3 separate regions of the Homo sapiens genome follow, and all the other regions are linked to region 1. Evidence: chromatin contacts called from ENCODE Hi-C or POLR2A ChIA-PET data. All regions are on one chromosome and are shown on one strand. The core of a region is the stretch at or near the end of the contact, and the rest is flanking DNA. Distances in the headings are between cores, read along the strand shown. Region 1 holds the start of LCN15 (lipocalin 15). Region 2 holds the start of SNHG7 (small nucleolar RNA host gene 7). Region 3 has its middle 11 kb from the start of DIPK1B.

Evidence for each region. Hi-C counts contacts between places; a loop is a spot of excess contacts on that map. ChIA-PET counts read pairs that join two places held with the same protein, here RNA polymerase II (POLR2A). Pooled maps may share reads with other maps.
Region 2: a loop to region 1 is called in a pooled map, with 3 times the contacts of the local background. The contact joins the promoter of SNHG7 here to the promoter of LCN15 in region 1. A Hi-C loop is called at or near these places in 3 of 168 maps with a recorded cell type or tissue (B cell, astrocyte of the cerebellum and endothelial cell of hepatic sinusoid), 9 of 37 single-sample maps with no recorded cell type and 10 of 50 pooled maps. POLR2A ChIA-PET finds 5 or more read pairs at or near these places in 30 of 52 experiments (A549, A673, AG04449 and 24 more).
Region 3: a map with no recorded cell type shows a loop between it and region 1 (10-fold over the local background). The contact joins the enhancer-like site here to the promoter of LCN15 in region 1. A Hi-C loop is called at or near these places in 3 of 168 maps with a recorded cell type or tissue (B cell, astrocyte of the cerebellum and endothelial cell of hepatic sinusoid), 4 of 37 single-sample maps with no recorded cell type and 8 of 50 pooled maps. POLR2A ChIA-PET finds 5 or more read pairs at or near these places in 3 of 52 experiments (B cell, WTC11 and activated B cell).

The regions. Positions count from the first base shown.
Region 1 is chr9:136,762,931-136,766,352 of GRCh38, reverse strand. It overlaps LCN15 (lipocalin 15), which reads left to right and starts at 1,835. Exons shown (of 7, transcript NM_203347.2): 1 at 1,835-1,960; 2 at 2,344-2,483; 3 at 2,570-2,640; 4 at 2,886-2,996. The coding sequence starts at 1,865. LOC107987143 (a long non-coding RNA gene) reads left to right here. Exons shown (of 3, transcript XR_001746981.2): 3 at 1-10. RefSeq lists enhancers at 80-129, 140-189, 2,465-3,112.
Region 2 is chr9:136,726,379-136,729,769 of GRCh38, reverse strand. SNHG7 (small nucleolar RNA host gene 7) reads left to right here and starts at 1,586. Exons shown (of 5, transcript NR_024543.1): 1 at 1,586-1,889; 2 at 2,684-2,724; 3 at 3,354-3,391. LOC124900276 (cuticle collagen 2-like) reads left to right here and starts at 1,586. Exons shown (of 5, transcript XM_047424334.1): 1 at 1,586-1,889; 2 at 2,684-2,724; 3 at 3,354-3,391. It overlaps SNORA17A (small nucleolar RNA, H/ACA box 17A), which reads left to right and starts at 2,891; the gene lies at 2,891-3,023. RefSeq lists an enhancer at 239-388 and silencers at 836-1,005, 1,159-1,838.
Region 3 is chr9:136,699,714-136,703,057 of GRCh38, reverse strand. No RefSeq gene overlaps it. Among named protein-coding and RNA genes, the nearest start is that of DIPK1B, 11 kb to the left of the region's middle. RefSeq lists enhancers at 1,639-1,688, 1,729-1,888. Within about 2 kb of position 1,642, at least 3 of the 41 ENCODE cell types and tissues checked have a DNase peak (open chromatin) inside an H3K27ac peak, as active enhancers do; they include B cell, where a contact is called at or near this core.

The DNA.
Region 1 (3,422 bases), core at 586-3,085:
ACAGCTCGTGCCCTCGGTCTCTTGCTTCGGCATCTGGGTGGCTTGCTGACCACAGTTTTCCTGCTGTATCTAACTGCTGGCTTAGGTGAACCTGTCAGGGGCGTGGCTGGGAACTGGAACCTCCTGAAGACCAGTGGAGGCCACAAGCAGAAGCCCTCGGCTCCTTCCCTTCCCCGATGCTGGGGGCCAAGGGTCTTTCTCTGACCCTGTCCCCCTCTCACGTTACCAGTGGAGGGTGTCCAGGTTCTTGGCATTTTGAACAAAGAATTGGACAAAACACACAAACAAAGCAAGGAAAGAATGAAGCAACAAAAGCAGAAATTTATTGAAAATGAAAGCACTCTTTACAGGGTGGGAGCGGGCTGAGCAAGCAGCTCAAGGGCCCCGGTTACAGAATTTTCTAGTGTTTCAATATCCTCTAGCGGTTTACCATTGGTTACTTGGTGTATGCCCTATGTAAATGAAGAGGATGAAGTCAAAGTCATTTTCTCGGCTGAGCATACTGTCACGCCTGTAATCCCAGTACTTTGGGAGGCTGAGGTGGGTGTATCACCTGAGGTCGGGAGTTCAAGACCAGCCTGATGAACATGGAGAAACCCCGTCTCTACTAAAAATACAAAATTAGCTGGGTGTGGTGGCGGGTGCCTGTAATCCCAGATAGTCAGGAGGCTGAGGCAGGAAAATCGCTTAAACCCGGGAGGCAGAGGCTGCAGAGAGCCAAGGAGTGCACCACTGCACTCCAGCCTGGGCAACAAGAGCAAAACTCCATCTCAAAAAACAAACAAACAAAACGAAGTCATGTACTCGGTATGAGCCCTACGTAAACGGAGAGGATGGAGTGAAGGTACAAAGCCATTCACATTCCCGTCATCGTTAGTGTTTCCAGTTGATTTGGTTCTAGGACGCCCTTGGGCTCCCTGCGTCCAGGCCCTCTTCTCCTGCCTCACTCTCACTCCAGAGGACTGGCAGTGCTGGCCTCCCTGGCAGGACTCCCGCCCCTGACCAGAGGGGTCTGGGCGTGCTCCGAGGCCACCTGCTGCTCCTTGCCCAGTGTCCCTGGGTGCTCTGTGGGGACACAGAGAGGTCACTTGGGAGGTTCCTGCCTCTGCCAGACTGCGGCGCCTTCCTGGCGTCATTGCCCCCTGCACGCTTATACAACCAGTGATAAGGCGGTATCCAATGCCGTAATCCTCCCCAGGGCCAGCCCAGCCCTGTCCGGTCCCGTCCGGTCCCTGGCCTGCTTGCTGGAAGCCCAGCTGGGGGCTGCATCGGGGGTGGTGGGGGTCTGGAGTGAGGGGTGCCCAGGCCTCTCTCACAGTGTGGGGGCACAAGCTCTGCCCTGGACACTCTGCCAGTGTGACCCTACCCCCCATGTTGGGGGTGAGAGAAGGGGGCTTTCTGGGTGGCCAGATCCCAGGAGAGGGGGCCTAGCCAGACCAACCCCAGCCCAGCTCTCTGCAGCTGTACCCCAAAGGCCCTGGCCCAGCCCAGCCAGACAGAGTGTGGACAGAGGGGCTTGGGTGCGAGTCCAGGCAAGGCAGGACAAGTCTCTGCTGTGGCTTGGCAGTGGCCCCGTGACTGGTGACATAGTCTGGCAGGCCTAGGGGACAAATCCTCAGCCCGGGTGCATCAGGCCAGAGCCTGGCTGTCTGGAGCCCTCCAGGAAATGACCCCCTGGGCTGGGGGACATCCGAGTGATTGTGCCAAACAATGGACAAGGGGGCCGGAGTCTCAGAGCCGAAGTGCCTTCCGCTTCCATCTGCTCCGCCCAGGAGCAGGTGCACCCAGGTGGTGGCCTGGGCTATAAAGCTGGCCCCCTGGGGCTTGGGGACTCAGCACCAGGGGCTGGAGGGCAGGGGAGGGGATGATGTCATTCCTGCTCGGCGCAATCCTGACCCTGCTCTGGGCGCCCACGGCTCAGGCTGAGGTTCTGCTGCAGCCTGACTTCAATGCTGAAAAGGTACCAGGGGCCTCTGCTGTCCTGTGGTGGGTGGGAGCTGGGCCCCTGCCAGAGACAACGTGATAATTGTGACAACTGCCTTTCCTGGGGCGCTTGCTCTGTGCCCGGCCAGGCACGTGCTATAGACCCACTCTGCGCTTAATCCTAAACCAACCTGTGAATGGATCATTACTGCACCCACTTCACAGCTGGGAACTGAGGCTCACAGTTGCACTGTGACCTACCCAAGATGAGTTCCTGTCCACCTGGGCTCAGCTCACACCCAAGACATGGCCACTCCGAGACCCCTTGCTGTGTGACTTCTGAGTTGTCCCCTGGGTCCCTGGGCAAGGAGGGCCCTGCTGCTGGCTGTCCTGGCCTGCGGGTGACTAAGCCCCCGGCAGTTCTCAGGCCTCTGGTACGTGGTCTCCATGGCATCTGACTGCAGGGTCTTCCTGGGCAAGAAGGACCACCTGTCCATGTCCACCAGGGCCATCAGGCCCACAGAGGAGGGCGGCCTCCACGTCCACATGGAGTTCCCGGGGTGAGTTACTTGGGCTGGGCTGCCTGGGCTGGGCTGGGGAGCTGAGGTAGCTGGGTGCCATGAGTGAGCCGGCTGTGCACCCCCAGGGCGGACGGCTGTAACCAGGTGGATGCCGAGTACCTGAAGGTGGGCTCCGAGGGACACTTCAGAGTCCCGGGTAGGTCCTGCCTCCTCTGCCTTCAGGGGTGCTGGATGCCGCTTCTCTGGGGGTGACGTGGGGCTGACTTTCCACCCGGGCCCAAGCTGTCCATCCCAGTCTCCAGCCCCCTGCCCGCCCTCCCCGCCCCTCCTCTGTCTTCGGGGAACAGGCTCACAGCCCAGCAGCAGGGGCAGGCATGGGTGGGGTCGGTGCCCGGGCCCATCCACTTCTCCAGCCTGAAAAGGCCGCCTGCCTCTCCGCAGCCTTGGGCTACCTGGACGTGCGCATCGTGGACACAGACTACAGCTCCTTCGCCGTCCTTTACATCTACAAGGAGCTGGAGGGGGCCCTCAGCACCATGGTGCAGCTCTACAGTGAGTGCCTGTCCCACCTCCCCGCACTGGCCCCTCCCCAACTTCCCACAGGCCCCGCCCCCCGTTCTGCCTACCCCCGCCCCGCCCGCCTGCCGCCCCGCGCCTCCTCACAGGCCCCGCCCTCACCCCTCCGCCCCCCGCCTTTTAGGCCGAGTTTAGGCTCCGCCTCCTCATCCCCGGGCCCGCCCCTTCTGGTGCTGCCCCATGCCCTCTCCTGCTGTGACCCTTCGCACACACTCCTGGCCTGGCCAGGACCGGGTGGGGTGGGAGCTGGGCCCGCCGTGCTTTGGATGTGGAGGAGGTTGGCTTGGGGGAGGGTCCCGCGGTGCATGCTCCTCTCTGGCCTCCTGAGAGTGGTGCCCCGCCCTTCCCTGCCTGGCCTCGCTGCCTGAGTTCTGGGGCTGGGGCTGAGGTTCTTTTTTTTTT
Region 2 (3,391 bases), core at 337-2,836, 36 kb after region 1:
ACCGGCTCCAAAACCACTTCCAGAGTTTCAGCCAGTTCCAGGTGTAGACCTCAAGCCAGTGCCAGGTTCAGAGGAAGGGCCAGCTGCAGCACCACCTCCAGAGCCAGAGCTGGCACCAGATATAAAGCGATGGCTGATTCCACAACCAGAACCAGAATTAGAGGCAGCTCCAGAGCTACAGCCATCTCAGACCTGCACCAGCTTCAGAACGAGAGCCAGAGTTCCTGCCAGCTCTAGAGCGAAATCCAATCAAGAACCAGCTCTAGCACCATATCCAGAGCTAGGACCAGCTCTGACACTTTTCCCAGGGCAAAGACTAGCAACAGCAACACAGCTAGAGGCAGCTCCAGAGCATCGGTCCCCGGGGCAGAGCCAGCTTGTCTCCAACAACCGTGTCAGTGCTAGGACAGAGCCTGCACCATCTCTGGAGGTGGAGCCTGCTGTGGTGCCAGCTCCAGCCCCAACACCAGAGCTAGAACCCAGCCTGCTGGTGGGGCCACACAGGGAGGAGCCTCAGACCGCGCAGTTGCAGCCCAGTTGCAAAGTGTCCTGGGGTCCTGCGCTGGGGCTTTTCTTAGGAGCCCTGGGGTGTTTTCTGGCTTTGCAAAGGCAATGAAAATTTGAGTTGAATTTATCACCAGCTCCTGCTCCCTCTAAGCCAGTACCCGAGCTGGAGCCAGCTCCTATGCCAGCTCCCGCACCCCGGCCTTCCTGGCCTTTGCCTGTGGCTGCAGAGAGCAGGCTGAGCCAGAAGCCTCATCTCCTGGTGTCCCCTCCAGGCCTAAGGCTAGAGCGGTCTGCGCTGTGCAATGCGGAGGCTGCCCAGCCCCAGGACAGCAGCGCGGCCTTCCTCCCGGCCCCTGCGGCTCAGGCCTGTCATCCCCTGCTCTGGAGCTCGCGTCCTGGTCCGAGTCCCGGCGGCTCCACCGTTCGCAGCCCGGCGACCGCGGCGAGTCGCTTGGCCGCGAGGCCTCGGTGTCCCGCCCTGCGCGGTGACCGAGGTCCCAGGACACAGCGCAGACAGGGCGCTAGTCAGGCCTGGCCGCGGTAATCCCGCCTGCCGGGACCCTCGCCCGCCTCAGCACTCATTAGGCGCCTGGTGTGTACCCGCGCCCATGGCCGACACCGGCAGAGCCCCTGGTGGGGAAGGGACGGAGCGCGTCGCGGGAGCCCCATGCTGCCCGGGGTGGGCGCTGCTCGACAGTCACGGGAGCCGCCCCAATGGCTGGGACCACCGGGACCCACGGGCTCGTGGAGCGTCCTCCTGACCCGGCCTGGGAATCCTCCGCGAAAACGGGGAGCCGCGCGTGTCCGTGGCGTGCCCGGCACCCGGCGGGTCGGAAACGGCGCGGCCCTGGCTGCTGGCCCCGTGGGGCGGTCGCGGTGCAGGACACGGGTCACGGCGCTGCCGCTGCTCTGCGTGGCGAACCCACACGCCCGCCCGCCAGCCACTGAGCAGCGCCCACGTGCGGGCGCGGGGAGCTGAACGGCCGGGGACCGCTGGGGGGCGCTGCTTGGGCGGGGCGGATTGACTCTTGCGGGCCGCCGTACGCGCTATAAAAGGCGCGGCGCTTCCCTTCTCGTCCTCTGCGTGCGCCGGAGGCTGCCGTGGCGGGTGGGCCGCCTGACTTCTCCTCCCGGCCAGTTCTCGAGCGCCTCACCGGGCCTCGCCCTGCAGCCTCGCTCTCGCTGGCGCTGCGCGGCCTAGGGGACTGGGCTGCTGGCCTCCGGGTGCGGGGTGGGGGCAGGCTCCGACCTGGGGCGTCCTGGCCGCGCGAGCCGCGGGATGGGGGCCCGGGCCGCGGAGGAGGCGCCGCTGGTGTGTCCCTTGGTGGAGAGGGCGCTGCCGGCCCTGCGCGGTTTCCAGCCAGGAAGCTTCGGGAAGCCTGGTGAGAGCTGAGTGCGCGAATTCGGATCTTAGAGAAAGGCACCCCGTTCACCCACGACCCTTCCGCTCCTGCCGCTGCTTCCCTGAGTCGCTCAGGCTGTGGGAAGATGTTTGTCGGCATCTTTGAAAAATTGATTTCTTATGCTGCGTCAGGTGGTTTCCTTGTCACTGTGGCTGCTCAGCGGGAGGCTGTTCTGGCGGGAGGAGGACTGCTCGGTTGTCTGGTGGGCATTCCGCCTCGTGGTCCTGGTCCCTTGATACCTGCAGGGGATCAGCAGCCCGCGTTTCGTGGCCACTGTGTTGTAACTCCAACTTCCCCTCCCGCAAATTAAGCGTAGAGTAAGGGGAGAGAGTAACATGGGTCGGATTTTTCTAGAACGGCCCTTGTGACAGTGAGCTTTTTGGTGGCAGGGAGCTTCTTTGGTCCGCCTTCCTGGAGACCAGATGCAGCAAAACGCAGTCTTTTTCTTTTCGAGACAGAGTCTCAGTTGCCCAGGCTGGAGTGCAGTGGCGCGATCTCAGCTCACTACCACCTCTGCCTCCTGGGTTCAAGCGACTTTCCTGCTTCAGCCTCCAGAGTAGCTGGGATTACAGGCGCCAGCCACTAGGCCAGCTAACTTTTTTTTTTTTTTTTTTTAGAGAGACGGGTTTCACCGTGTTGGCCAGGCTGGTTTTGAACTCCTGACCTCAAGTGATCTGCCCGCCTCGGCCTCCCAAAAAACGCAGTGTTTATGTGATGCTCCTCTGTGGTGTTTGCAAGATTTATACAAAATTGCGGTTTCTTTTTTTCTCTAGGACGTCTGCTCACTGGAGATGACACGTGCGTGGGGTGTTGGGTAAGTTGGTGCATTGGAGCTGGAACAGGGTCAATCCTCCAATGTAACTAAGCCCTCCTGTGCAACATCTTAAGTGACTGGAGGGACCAGTCGGTCTTGTGTTCACATTGAGGCTAGAAGCTGTCTCCAGGGGAGTAAAAACGGATTATTTAGTCTTCAACAGGACACTGCCCCTAGAGGCGTTGCAGCTGTGGCTGCCGTGTCACATCTGTGTCATTAGGTGGCAGAGATTAGAGAGGCTATGTCTACGCTCAGCGTTCTGCCCCGTGAACGTTTGAATGTTTGATAGTCTCACACTCCTGTTTTGTGGACAGGCATCTGTTTTCCTTCGCTGGTATCTGGGAGAGAGGGTGGGCCCTGTGAGTGGGCTTTCTAACTCTCGCGCTGGGCTAGGCTGGCCTCTAGGGGTCTGAAGGGATAGTGGGAAGGTGGAGGGTGCCTTCACCAGGAGCAGCCTTCATGAGTGAGTTTTAAGAACCTGTGAGGATCGGTCAGGTCAGGTGAGGTACGCGCTGGATCATGCCGTACACCGTGTCAGGATCACGCAGGACAGGACTGGGGAAGGGTTTGCTGGCGTCTCGGTTAATAGCAGTAACGGCAGCCGCTTGTGTTCTTGATTCTTTGCCAAGCATTCTTGTTATTTAACACGGGAAGGAGGTGACTTCGC
Region 3 (3,344 bases), core at 393-2,892, 63 kb after region 1:
GAGCCACCGCGCCCGGCCCTCTAAATCATTTTTAAGCACACAGTCAGTGACATTAGGTATGTTCACATTGTTGTACAGCCCTCACTGCCATCTGGCTCCAGAACTTTTCCATCTTGTAAAACTATCTTGAACTATACAGGTGCAGTGGCTCACACCTGTAATCCCAGCACTTTGGGAGGCCGAGGCGGGCAGATCACCTGAGGTCAAGAGTTTGAGACCAGCCTGGCCAACATGGTGAAAACCCATCTCTACTAAAAATACAAATATTAGCTGGGTGTGGTGGTGGGCGCCTATAATCCCAGCTACTCGGGAGGCCGAGGCAGGAGAATCGCGGGAACCGGGGAGACGGAGGTTGCAGAGAGCCGAGATCGCGCCATTTTACTCCAGCCTGGGTGACAGAGTGAGACTCCATCTCAAAAAAAAAAAAAAAAAAAAAAAGGCAAAATTGATCTCACTCGAGGTCTTTAACCTAATTACAGCTGTAAAGACCCCATTTCCACAGAAAGTTACATTTACACATTCCAGGGGGACTTATCTTTTGGGGGGCACCATTTAACCCACTGCAGTATCAAAATCAAGGTGCAGGGCAGCACGTGCAGTGTGGTACCATTTTCATTTTTGTCATTTAGCTCTGTGTGTGTGTGTGCACATGGGTGTGTGCCCGCGTGCGTGTGTGTGTGTGTGTGTCAATCTCCCTGTGTTCCTTCCATGTATAGGTGATTGAACCTCTCTTGCTATTTTTTTTTTTTTTATCCGAGACAGAGTTTCACTTTTGTCACCCAGGCTGGAGTGCAGTGGCACGATCTCGGCTCACTGCAACCTCCACCTCCCAGGTTCAAGCAATTCTCCTGCCTCAGCCTCCTGAGTAGCTGGGACTACAGGCGCGCACCACCATGCCCGGCTAATTTTTTGTATTTTTAGTAGAGATGGAGTTTCACCATGTTGGCCAGGCTGGTCTCGAACCCCTGACCTCAGGTGGTCCACCCGCCTTGGCCTCCGAAAGTGCTGGGATTACAGACGTGAGCCACCATATCCAGCCCTCTCTTGCTATTTGCAAAGGTGTAAGTGGGGGGACTGAATCGTGTCCCCACTAAATTCCTTCCTGGAAGCCCTAACCTGCAAGGAGAGGGTATTGACGATGTAGCCTATGGGAGGTGCCTGGGGGTGGATGAGGTCATGAGGGTGGGCCTTAGTAGAAAGGGCACAGGTGCCCTCCCCTTATTCCTTATCCCACCCTCGCGTCAGGACGCAGCAAGAAGGCACTAGAGAAGGGAGGCAGGGCTGAGAACGGGGAAAAGGGCTGGATCCTTAGAGAGGCCAGGGCTGGGAACCTCAGGCGGGTTCCCAGGATCTGCCAGGAAGAGGACCCTCACCAGAGCCGGACCACGGGGCGCCCCCACCCCCAGCCTCCAGACCCGTGGGGAGGAAACGTCTGCTTTGTGAGGATGTCCTGGCCGGCGGAGACAAACCTGAATCCTGCGGGCGCTGGGGCCCCCGGATCCTCCACAGCTGCTCAAAATGAGGGTGACGCAGAGAGACACCACAATAAACTCGAAAGTAGCAGACGGTGAAACCGTCTCCATGCTGTCAACGTGTGAGCAACGTTCAGCGTCCGAGTCACAGGGAACACAGGAGGCCATCCCACCGAGCGGGGCTGTGACTCGTGTTCATAACTGTCATCACCCTAGTACCTGCCGCTCCTCCTGGAGAAAATTCGGATGTCCCAGGTGGGCTGAAGCACACAGGAAGGTGGGGGTGGAGAGACAAGGGAGGCAGGGCTGAGCACAGAGCTGCGTCCTTCGAGAGGCTGGGGCCGGGAACCTCAGGCGGGTTCCTCTAAAACAGCCCTTGTCGCTGTTGTTCATGTCCTTATCACCGACGTCTTGAACGTTCATTGTAAAATATGCAGGTTCATCTGAGGCAGGACAGGCGGTCGAGGAAGTGACCGTGTCCTCGGAACGTGGCAACCGCGGTGACCCCACAGTCAACACAATAAGCCCTAGCGTTGGCACTGTAGTCCCACTCACTCAAGCGCAGCTGTCTCCAGTAGGGGCTTTCCCTGTAGACAGCATGAGCTTTTTTTTTTTTTTTTTGAGGTGGAGTCTCGCTCTGTCTCCCAGGATGGAGTGCAGTGGGGCAACCTTGGCCCAGTGCAACCTCCACCTCCCAGGTTCAAGCGATTCTCGTGCCTCAGCCTCCCGAGTAGCTGGGATTACAGGCACCTGCCAGCACACCTGGCTGATTTTTTTTTTTTTTTTGGAGACACAGTCTTGCTGTATCCTCCAGGCTGCAGTGCAGTGGTGCGATCTCGGCTCACTGCAACCTCCATCTCCCGGGTTCAAGCAATTCTCGTGCCACAGCCTCCCGAGTAGCTGGGATTACAGGCATGTACCACCACGCCCAGCTAACGTTTTATTTTTAGTAGAGATGGGATCTCACTATGCTGTCCAGGCTGGTCTCAAACTCCTGGCCTCAAGTGATCCTCCCCCATCTCGCCTCCCAAAGTGCCGGGATTCCAGGCGTGAGGCCCTGTGCCCGGCCAGAGGAATGAAGTTCTGGCCCAGGCTATGTGGGTGAGTCGTGAAGCTGTCATGCTGAGTGAAAGAATCCAGGCACAAAGGTCCACATGGTCCTGATTCCGCTTCTATGAAATTTCCAGAACGGGCAAATCCACAGACACACGAAGATGAGTGGTTGCCATGGGCTGGGGGAGGGAGCAGTGGGGAGCGAGTGCCTATGGGGAAGGCGTTTCCCTTTGGGGGGATGAAAATGTTCTGGAGGTGATGGTTGCAAAACATTGGAGGCGTTGCAAAAAACTGAAAGTGCTAAATTATACACTTTTTTTTTTTTTTGAGATGGAGTCTCACTCTGTTGCCCAGGCTGGAGTGCAATGGTACCATCTTGGCTCACTGCAACTTCCGCCTCCTGGGTTCACGTGATTCTCCCGCCTCGGCCTCCCAGGTAGCTGGGATTACAGGCATGCGCCACCACACCCAGCTAATTTTTGTATTTTTAGTAGAGACAGTGTTTTACCATGTTGGCCAGGCTGGTCTCGAACTCCTGATCTCAGGTGATCTGCCCACCTCAGCCTCTCAAGGTGTCAGGATTACAGGCATGAGCCACTGTGCCCGGCCAAATTGTACACTTTAGAATAATTTTATGTTACATGAATTTCACTTCAATAAAAAAATATAGGTAAGGGCTGGGTGCGGTGGCTCACGCCTGTAATCACAGCACTTTGGGAGGCTGAAGCGGGCGGATCACTTGAGGTCAGGAGTTCGCGAATAGCCTGGCAAACATGGTGAAACCCCGTCTCTACTAAAAATACAAAAATTAGCTGGGCA